Linked DNA regions of Mus musculus: region 2 is linked to region 1. Evidence: chromatin contacts called from ENCODE Hi-C or POLR2A ChIA-PET data. All regions are on one chromosome and are shown on one strand. The core of a region is the stretch at or near the end of the contact, and the rest is flanking DNA. Distances in the headings are between cores, read along the strand shown.

Evidence for each region. Hi-C counts contacts between places; a loop is a spot of excess contacts on that map. ChIA-PET counts read pairs that join two places held with the same protein, here RNA polymerase II (POLR2A).
Region 2: a loop to region 1 is called in a map of left cerebral cortex, with 3 times the contacts of the local background. The contact joins the promoter of Lyz2 here to the promoter of 9530003J23Rik in region 1. A Hi-C loop is called at or near these places in 2 of 37 maps with a recorded cell type or tissue (left cerebral cortex and mouse trophoblast stem cell). POLR2A ChIA-PET finds 5 or more read pairs at or near these places in 3 of 5 experiments (Patski and embryonic stem cell).

What each region holds. Positions count from the first base shown.
Region 1 is chr10:117,236,138-117,240,901 of GRCm38, forward strand. 9530003J23Rik (RIKEN cDNA 9530003J23 gene) reads right to left here and starts at 2,544. Exons shown (of 4, transcript NM_029906.3): 1 at 2,299-2,544; 2 at 1,480-1,644. The coding sequence starts at 2,443. The region is part of intron 2 of Gm31963 (a long non-coding RNA gene); the gene reads left to right.
Region 2 is chr10:117,279,692-117,284,860 of GRCm38, forward strand. Lyz2 (lysozyme 2) reads right to left here and starts at 2,581. Exons shown (of 4, transcript NM_017372.3): 1 at 2,416-2,581; 2 at 950-1,114. The coding sequence starts at 2,551.

The DNA.
Region 1 (4,764 bases), core at 1,294-3,793:
GACCTCTTCTGACGTCCTTGGACACCAGGCATGCATGCAGTGCACACACATACCTGCAGAGAAAACATCTGCCCACACAAAACAAATAAGTCTAAATTTAAAAAAGAAACAATATGAAGAATACTTGAATACCTATGCGTGACACTTGTCCGCAGCAATTTATAAAAGGGCAAAAATGCAAGTGATGTTAGTGCTTAACTCCGATAGCCGAGTTGGTGGACGGCAGAGTAAACGTACAGTGGAATTCTATTCACGCTTTGTAGTTGTTGATATGGCAATAATTTTGAGTGGGGAGAATCAAATTATAAATATACACACACATATTAGAATTGAATTTTGTCAAGCACACACAAAGTATTTGTACGTGTACAATATGATTTTATTTATACACACATGACTAATGTGTGTATAAATAAAGAAAGATACACACCAAAAGTCAGTAGTGTTTGTAAGCCACTTGAAACTTATATTGTAGCTGCTACAGTTTCTTACTTCTGTTAGAAACTTGGCCCTTTAGTTGCAGATTATTATATAATGCCACATGTTTTAAAGCAAATGAAGAAGATTTAAAAACGAAAATTCTCTTCTGGTAATTTTAACATTTAACCATTTAATTCTTGTTTGATTTTAACATTTAAAATATTTAACGTCAGAGCTGACATGTATTTCAGGAGCTAACAGGTTCACGCTCTTTCTTTCTAATATGCATCAGGGTTAATATTTCTGACCTTTGGTATGTTGTTTTTCTTATGAAAAAAAGTCAGTTTCTCATATCCCTAAACCCATAATCTAATTTTCCAGGAGTGGCAAGCATTATCAAGTAGAGTCGGTTGGTTTTTTGTTTGTTTGTTTGTTTGTTTGTTTTTGTTGTTTTTTTGAGATACAAACAAAAGACCTTAGAAATAAAATATCATAATGTTTTGAATTCACTGTAAAACTGCACTAGGCAAATACTAAGAATCATTTAAAATTTGTAGTCACATGGATGTTTATTATACTAATATCTAATTTTCTGTGTTTTAAGAGCATTTGACATAAAAGGACATAGAATCAAATTATCCCTGAACTGCCCTTCAGGGAATAGGAGGATTTCTTTATGAATGCGTTATTCTAAACCAAAGTATAATAGGAGTAATTAGGCCATTTAAAAGACATTCATAGATCATTCCAGAAACATTTGTATGTTAAAACACCATCTTTTTCTGATACCAAGTGTTTGTTCATTTTTTTTTTCTTGACTGAGGACAGCACCCAGGATTTCATGGAAAGAAGTAGAGGCCCCTCATGAGTGTCACCAGGCCCTCAGTTCTTACTTGGGGGAATCATTGGAGGACAATAATTACTACTTAGAGGTTAAAATGGCCTGCTTCCAGGTCTGCCATGAACCCAAAGTTAAGTTGCCTTTTGTACCAAATGTCTTTCTTGTAAGCCTCGCCAGAGAGTCTGGCAATATCTTACAGTATCATATGCCCGCCTTACCTTTGCAGGATATCCGACAAAAGTTCCTTGATCCTGGGGTTTTGCCGTCATTACACCAGAATCTGCTGTTGATCTGAAAGATCCCATAGCTGGTGCTTTGGTCTTCAGGGTTGAATCTTGTAGTGTTTGTGTTAAAATTACTCTCCCATTTGGCCAAACAGACCCCTGAAAAGAAGTTATTTTATTAATAGTAGTAAGATTAAATGAATTACACTGTTCACCCTTTGTACTGATTGTACTTTTATTAATAACGTGCTTTGTAAGTATAGAGATATATTAACTTATAACATATCATAATACTTTAGTGTCTTTTGCTAGGCTTTCGTGTGTGTGTGTGTGTGTGTGTGTATGTGTGTGTGTGTGTGTGTGTGTAGTGTGTGATAGAAAGAGGCTAGAGGACAGCTTTGAAGTCAGATCTCTCCTTCTATCATTACCTGGGTTCTGGGGTTCATACTCAGGTTGCCAGGCTTGTGTAGCAAGTGCGTCTATCAGCTGAAACATTGAGCCGGCCTCTCTTCTGCTCACTGTGTTTCCCAGGCTAGTTTCCTGGGCTCCAGTTAACTTTCCACCTTGGCCTCTTGAGTAGCTGGGACTACAGCTGAGGGCTGCCATTTGTAGGTCAAAGCCTTAGCTTTAAGGGGCCCTGGGAGAACGTCTTTGTAATGTAAGTCATTTTTTGTGATAGTAAGCAAGGTAAGGTGCTTCTGAAATGACTAAACTACTGTCTTCCATTGCCTTAGTGCTTAGTCCCCCTCTCTGATTGACCATTCCTCCCTGCGCACGGCACTTCTCAGAAGGTGTAAAGCAAAGGGCACTCACAGTTTGCCAGCGTGATTCCTTGGAAACCAGCTAGACCAAGACTTTGTAGAGTTCTGGCCAAAGAACATCGGTCGTAGACCTTGCCCTGGATGGTGATGGAGAGCAGGAGGAGCCCTAGAGTAAGGAGAGTTAGGGGAGCCTTCATGTTGCCTGGAAACCTCCTCAGCAACTGCCCAGAGCGATCAGGCCCCAGTATTTAAGCATCTCTCAACTCCCTTCATCCTCTATCGGTTTGGGGACTCGACGTTTTGAGCTTCATGCGAAGCAGGAAGTTCTTATTGATCCACAGACTTCAAAAGCACTTTCCCCAATGTTTGAATTGAGATACTCTGGTCTAGAGAGAACGATGAAAATGATATTGTTCAAAGACTTGGCTCACAAAGAACCGGGAGCTAGCCCTGCTTCCAGGGCAAGAAGATCATTCTGTCTCATCGTGAACGCCAGCCATACAAAGAGAAGGAAAGTGGTTCTGTTTCACTGCTTAAAATAGGCTGTGACTATAAATCGGCAGTCCTTTAAAATTAAATCATCCATTCATCTTTTTCGCTTAACATTATCTTACACGGTCTTACCACAAAATGAATCTCTCAGTATTTAGGATGCTATGACTTGCTTTGTCGATTTCCTTTTCTAGAATTTCTTGATCATGTTATAAATTGTGAATTGTTTTAAATCAGCACTTCAGTTTTTTTTTTTTTTGTTTGTTTGTTTTTTAGTGTTTTTTTCTGAGACAGGGTGTCAGGGTGCAAATGGCTGGTTTGGAAACTGCTATGTAGACCAGGTGTCCTTGAACTCTCCACCTCCTGAGTGCTGGTATTAAAGACATGTGTCACCATGCCCAGCAGATATTTTTTTTAAAGTTGCTTATTTATGTCACCTCCTAGCACAAGCAAAGGAACAGAAGATCAGTATCCCAGTCATCATTTGGTTTAAGAAATGGAGAGAGTAAAGCCCTGTATGCTTTCTGGTTCACACCAAGAGTAATAGTAGTGTACACCAGTGCTGTGGGCCAACTTGGGGTTCTCTCTATTCATCTTTGTAGCTGGGTGAAGCCAAGTCACATGAAAGTTATGAGGGAGAGAGAGAGCGAGAGCGAGAGAGAGAGCGAGAGCGAGAATAGTCATCTCTCCTGAGAAAGAGCCCAGCCCTGATGCAGAGACGGAAATAGTGATGAACTTGGATCCCTTGTGTGCTCAACAGTGTGACTTCAGGAAGACCCTCAGCATGCTCATCCATCAGGGCAGTGAGAGGAAATAAGAGTGAGGGCCTTCCACATCAGAGCAGAGGCCTCCTTGATGGTTCAAGACACACCTGAAAGTCAAGAAGCCCAAGTACTATTGCCGCCATTTTGGATCTGGACCCATAAAACAACATCTTTCAGTAGAAATAAAGCTCATGTGAACAATTTTCCAAATATCACCCACACAGAGCCTTGTCTCCCTCTCCCCAAATGCATTTCGGTGTTAGAGCATAAAAGGGTTGCTAGGAAGCAATGGGATTTTAAAATCTCAAGTGACCCAAACAGACAGATGCTGCTGAGCATTGCCTTCAGAAGGCACCAACTCAGGGAGCTGTGCACATTCTCTAACACCACCAGAAATCCCCAAATAAGCATGGCCCGGATTTGCCTTGGAAGGAAGCTCTGGAGCCATACAAAATGCCAACTTTATAATTAATTCTATTCTCCAGTGATGGGAGTTGCCCCCTGTTTGGCCCTAGAGAATACCAACTTGGAAGCTGGAGCCATGAAATGCCACGGACCGACCCCAGTCAGCCTCCCTCAATCCACAAAAAAAAAAAAAAAATCGGGTTCTGGGTAGGTGGACAAGGAGTTGGCAAGAAGGGCAAAAGGATGGACCATCCAGAGACTGCCCCACCAGGGGGTCCATCCCATAATCAGCCACCAAACGCAGACACTATTGCATATGCCAGCAAGATTTTGTTGAAAGGACCCTGACATAGCTGTCTCCTGTGAGGCTATGCAAGTGCCTGGCAAATACGGAAGTGGATGCTCACAGTCATCTATAAGATGGAACACAGGGCCCCCAATGGAGGAGCTGGAGGGGTCTGCAACCCTATAGGTGGAACAACAATATGAACTAATCAGTACCCCCAGAGCTCGTGTCTCTAGCTGCATATGTAGCAGAAGATGGCCTAGTTGGCCACATTGGGAAGAGATGCCCCTTGGTTTTGCAAACTTTATATGCCCCAGTACAGGGGAATGCCAGGGCCAAGAAGTGGGAGTGAGTGGGTAAGGGAGCAGGGCAGGGGGAGGGCATAGGGGACTTTTGGGATAGCATTTGAAATGTAAATGAAGAAAATATTTAATAAAAAAAAATTAAAAGAAAAACAAAAAACAAAACCCTGGGATCAAAAACAGCCCTGCCTATGGTCAGCTTAATCTTAGAAGTCAGGGGCAAGGGCTTCATGCCCTTGCCAAAGTTCCAATTCTAGTCTATTGTATAG
Region 2 (5,169 bases), core at 1,331-3,830, 44 kb after region 1:
GTTTTCAGGAATAGCCATATCATGGAGCTGTGTTAAGTATAATTTATGTAAAACTGTAAAATCTTTACATGTCTCGGTGTGAGCACATATGTGCATCATATAACTTTAAATGTACGGACAGCATAGATTAACGTTCTATAGGAGCACTTTCCAAAGGTTTCAGTTAAATCGATCCTTGAGTGCTCACACTGGGAGTCACACTCCTTTGCTGGAGTTTTCTAACACTTCCCAGTGACTGTAGATGAGTGACTAGAACGCTGTTAAAGTCAGACTAAGCAGGTAACAAGGAAAGCCCAAAAGTCCATCTTCTCTTGAAAAATTGACAACCAAGTTTAAAAGAGTAGGGATTAGGGCTGGAGAGATGGCTTAGTGGTTAAGAGCCCTGACTGCTCTTCCAAAGGTCCTGAGTTCAAATCCCAGCAACCACATGGTGGCTCACAACCATCTGTCACGAGATCTGGCACCCTCTTCTGTCAGATGACTGCCCTGGGAGCAGTCCACAGTGTTTTTCAGACAGGGTCTGCCATTTGCAACTGGCTTGCAGAGTAGGCTGTGCTGGGTGGCCAGTGAGCCACACAGATTGGCCTGTGCTGGGGTTATATACCCATGTCACCAAACTCAGCTTTTTTTGTGGCTGCTGGGGGTCAAACTGTGATGACTCTTCCACCAGAACTATCTGTCCAGCCTCTATTTATTTCATTTCATCTATTCACTCATTGATTTTGGAGGTGCACCTAGGGCCCTCTGAGCTGTAAACAGGGTATTCTATTGCCAAACACAGTGTGAGCCTACTGCCCTACTTGGTTCATTTGATGACTCTCTAACAGTGAAGGCAGCTTCCCCAGGTTCCTGATGCTTCTCCCAGTGTTACTCCTCCTGCACAGAATCTCTGCTCTTGCAGAAAGAGCAGAATGGTTGTTTGTTAGCACTGTACCCCACCATTTCTTACCACTGCAATTGATCCCACAGGCATTCACAGCTCTTGGGGTTTTGCCATCATTACACCAGTATCGGCTATTGATCTGAAATATCCCATAGTCAGTGCTTTGGTCTCCACGGTTGTAGTTTGTAGCTCGTGTGTTATAATTGCTCTCGTGCTGAGCTAAACACACCCCTGAGAAGGAAAAGAAAATTTATCAATAAGCATCAACCGCAAATGATCCATATTTGATACCAAAATCAGCCTTTTGAGCTGGCTGAATTTTAGAAGTGATGTACTAGAAATACAATCATGTGGTTAAATTATAGAATATGCTACCACTAGTTCAGCCTGTGTCTGGCTGTGTTGCCTAGGGTAGTCTCTGGTGACAAGTGATCCTCCTGCCTCTGTCCTTCAGGTAGGTAGAACTGCTGTGCCCAATCAGCGAGTAATTTTCAAGTGCCCCAAAGAAAACCCCTTGGAGGACAAATCAAAGAATAACCAGGTTAAGGGCCTTTTAAAACGTAACCCTGCCCCAGTGGTGCTCAGTTTTATTTCCTGCAGTTGTTAGGCAGAGGCTGGTGAGTCTGTGTGAGTTTGAGACCAGCCTGGTCTGCATAGCAAGTTCTAGGTCAGCCAGTGCTCTGTGGTGAAACCCCACTGCCTTCCAAATGAAATAGGTAATTCTCTCATTGCTTTTACCATCACCCCTGCCCCCCTGAGCTTGCAACCTCCTGCCTCAGCCTCCCATTGCTTGGATTCCAGGATTGTACACCATCACAAATGTCTAGTGAGAATACATAAAGCAAGAACCTCAGGACAGAAAAGGCTATTCTGCAGGTCCATCCATCCATCCCTCCATCCATCCATCCATCCATCCATCCATCCACACACACATCACTCTGCTCAGTAGCAGGCACCTCAATGGAATCTGATTGTGATAACATAGATGACGTAAGCCACGAGGAACTGTTCCTCCTCCACATCTTTCCTTGTGTGACGCTAAAGGCCACCCCAGAATCAAGAACGCTGCTAAGTCACTTAATACTCAGTTTCTGAGAACCTCATTTATCCACCAATTAGGGGCAAATAGGATCGCTCTGACTTGTGCACATAGGTCAAAAAACGTATCTCAAAAGTTACACACCACGGTAAGAGAAGTGAAGACAAATACCATGTCAGTCCAGGATCTCTGGCTGACTCTCCCATCTCTTCTCAGCCCCCTTACTCATGTTGAGTCTGAAGCAACAGAAAATTTAGTGACAGTCCCTGAGCCCCTCAGGTCCTGTTGCCTTACCATGGCACACAATGTCCCTTCCAAGCCCTCACCCCAGCATCTCTAATTCAAAAGACAAAAACTGATGCTTTCTGTCAAATGACCTCAGTCACACAGGGAACAACCATGACAGTGTATGCTGCAGTTTCCTCTCTGGTCACTCACTGCTCCCCTGTCCCTGTTCTGAGCGATTAGCTGGAGCCATCAAGAAGAGACTTACAGTCGGCCAGGCTGACTCCATAGTAGCCAGCCATTCCATTCCTTTTCAGAGTTCTGGCAAACTCACAACGTTCATAGACCTTGGCCTGAGCAGTGACAGAAAGCAGGAGGAGTCCCAGAGTCAGGAGAGTCTTCATGGTGACTGGAGGCTGGGTCAGCTGCTGGCTGACTAGAGAAAGCATGCCTGCTATTTAAGCATCCTCCAAGTCCCTCCTTTCCCAACAGCTTGTGGTTTCCTACATTTGAGCTGTGTGCAAAACAGGAAGTTCCTACCGATCTATGGACTTCAGCACTTGATCTTCCTTCTTCATTTATGTGATGAGAGAAATTCTGGCAGCCCAAGAATAAGCATACAGTATTTATTTTAAAATGCTTAAACATTTGAGACACTCCAGAGTCTCTCCCTTCTGCCTTTAGCTAGTCTGCAATGCTGCTGTGAAATAATGGCTTCTGTTTTTCCTCATCTCTTGGAATGCATTTATCCTTTTTCTTCAGCATATCCCTAAAGTTCTATTTTGCAGGAATTTCATCCCTCTCTTGCCCAGCAAAGGTAGTAGATCTGTGTTTTTAGTGTAGGAGATTGGAGTGAAAGCATCTGTAAAGTGTATTTTGAACACGATCAAGAAAAGGGAAAAGATTTGCCACTTGATTCCTGAGCTGGGACATTCCTTACTCCTTGCCATGGTGGATCCTCTACTGACTAATACACTCACATCCCAGTGGGTCCTCAGCACAGAACAACACAGCAAGGTATGCTTAATACTGAGTCCAACATCCAACTATGGTCAGCTAACATTCGTTTTAAACCAGTGCTCTTAATTATTTAAAAAGCATTTCCCTGTGTGTTACTTACAGAAAACTGGACTGTATGTTTTTTCTATGTCTAAAATAAAAAAAAAGAAAAGGAAATATTAGGCTGTATTTCAGAAGAGAATGGCACAAAAATGACAACAAATGGAATGTGTGGTTTTTAGTTTTCAATTATTATTTGTGTTTTATGTGTATAGACATTCTTGCCTGCATGTATGTCTGTGCATCCCCTATGTGCCTGATCCTACGGAGGTCAGAAAAGGGTGTCAGATCCTTGGGGTGGAGTTACAGACAGCTGTGGGCATACTCATGGGTGCTGAGGAATTGAACCTGGGTACTATGGGAGAATGAGTGCTCTCCAGTGATGAGCCATCTCTCCAGTCCCTGTGGGCATCCTTAGAAAACAACACTGTTGGAAAGCCAAGCACTGGGTCCTGGCCCTGGACTAGGGGACAGACTCTATGGTGCACACAAAGCCATCCCTTTGCCCTCTCCCTAATCATCACTCATGCAGTTACTGTGCTGGGTGAGGAGGCTCCTTACTTCCGGTTGTCACCCTGAGACACACTGAATGTACTGGTCTAGTGTGCCGATTAGAAACGGAAGGGCTAGCCGAGCATGGTGTTGCATGCCTTTAATGCCAGCACTTGGGAGGCAGAGGCAGGTGGATTTCTGAGTTGAGGCCAGCCTGGTCTACAAAGTGAGTTCCAGGACAGCCAGGGCTACACAGAGAAACTCTGTCTCAGAAAAACAAAAAACAAGAAAGAAAGAAAAGGAAAAAAGGGAAGGACTGATTTAGATGTCCTAAATTATTTGTCCTGGAGCAGGAGATACGGACAGTGACAAGATTTAATCTTATTTTATTATCCCCTTCAGATAATAGGCTGAGCAAGAGATTTAATAGTAAAATAGCAAATTCCCATAATTTTGGGTAGAAATTTGTCCTACACAGAAATTTGCTATATACTAGATGTTTTATTTGGTAAGTTATATAAATTTTGCTATGTTTTTTATTATATGTGTTTTATGTATATGTGAACACTATAGCTGTCTTCAGATATACCAGAAGAGGTTACTGGATCCCATTAGAGATGGTTGTGAGCCACTATGTGGTTTTTGGGGATTGAACTTGGGACCTCTCAGAAGAGCAGTCAGTGCTCTTAACCATTGAGCCGTCTCTGCAGCCCACAAGGACAGTTTTCCTCTTACACATTTGGGTACAGGTCTCTGCAGGAAAACCTTTTAATACCATATCTTAATTTCCAGCATTAAGTGCAAAAGGAAGATTCCATCATATTCAGTACTAATTCTAGTGATTCCTGGTACTTTAATAAATGAGAAAGAGTGCTTTGGAGCCTAGAGAAGTGGCTCCGAATTTGAAAGCACTGCTGCTCCTCCAGAGGACCCGAGTTTGATTCCCACCACATCAGTCAGCTGGAAGCTGCCTGTGTCTCCAGCTCCATGGTTGTCCACTTCTTCTGGGCTCGGTGGCACTAGTTCTCATGCACACAGCCACACATATGCACGGTTCAAATGATCACTAAAGGTTCTAAAAAGAGTGCTTTTTATACTGTCAAATGGGACAGAATGAACACACGTTTCTCACCAACAGGCACAAATTCGTGCCTTCCTGGGAAACACTTTCTTGGTCATTTTCCCTTGGCCTAACAGAACAAAGCTGTTTAAATCCAAACAAGACGCAGATTCCATGGCAGGCCTTCCTGTTCCCCACTCCTACCTTTCAACTTCGCTGCGAGTAACACCACTCAAGCCACTCCCTGTGCAGAGCCCTTCGAGGGATCCACAGATATGCCTTAAGTTTTGTGAAGTGTGGAGCCACTCTCCAGAGTGTTGTAGCTGAGGGGTAGGGCCTGCTTTGGCAAGTGCAGCAGCCATTGTGGGGCACGGCCAGCTCTGGGCATCCCTTGGACATAAACATGGTACC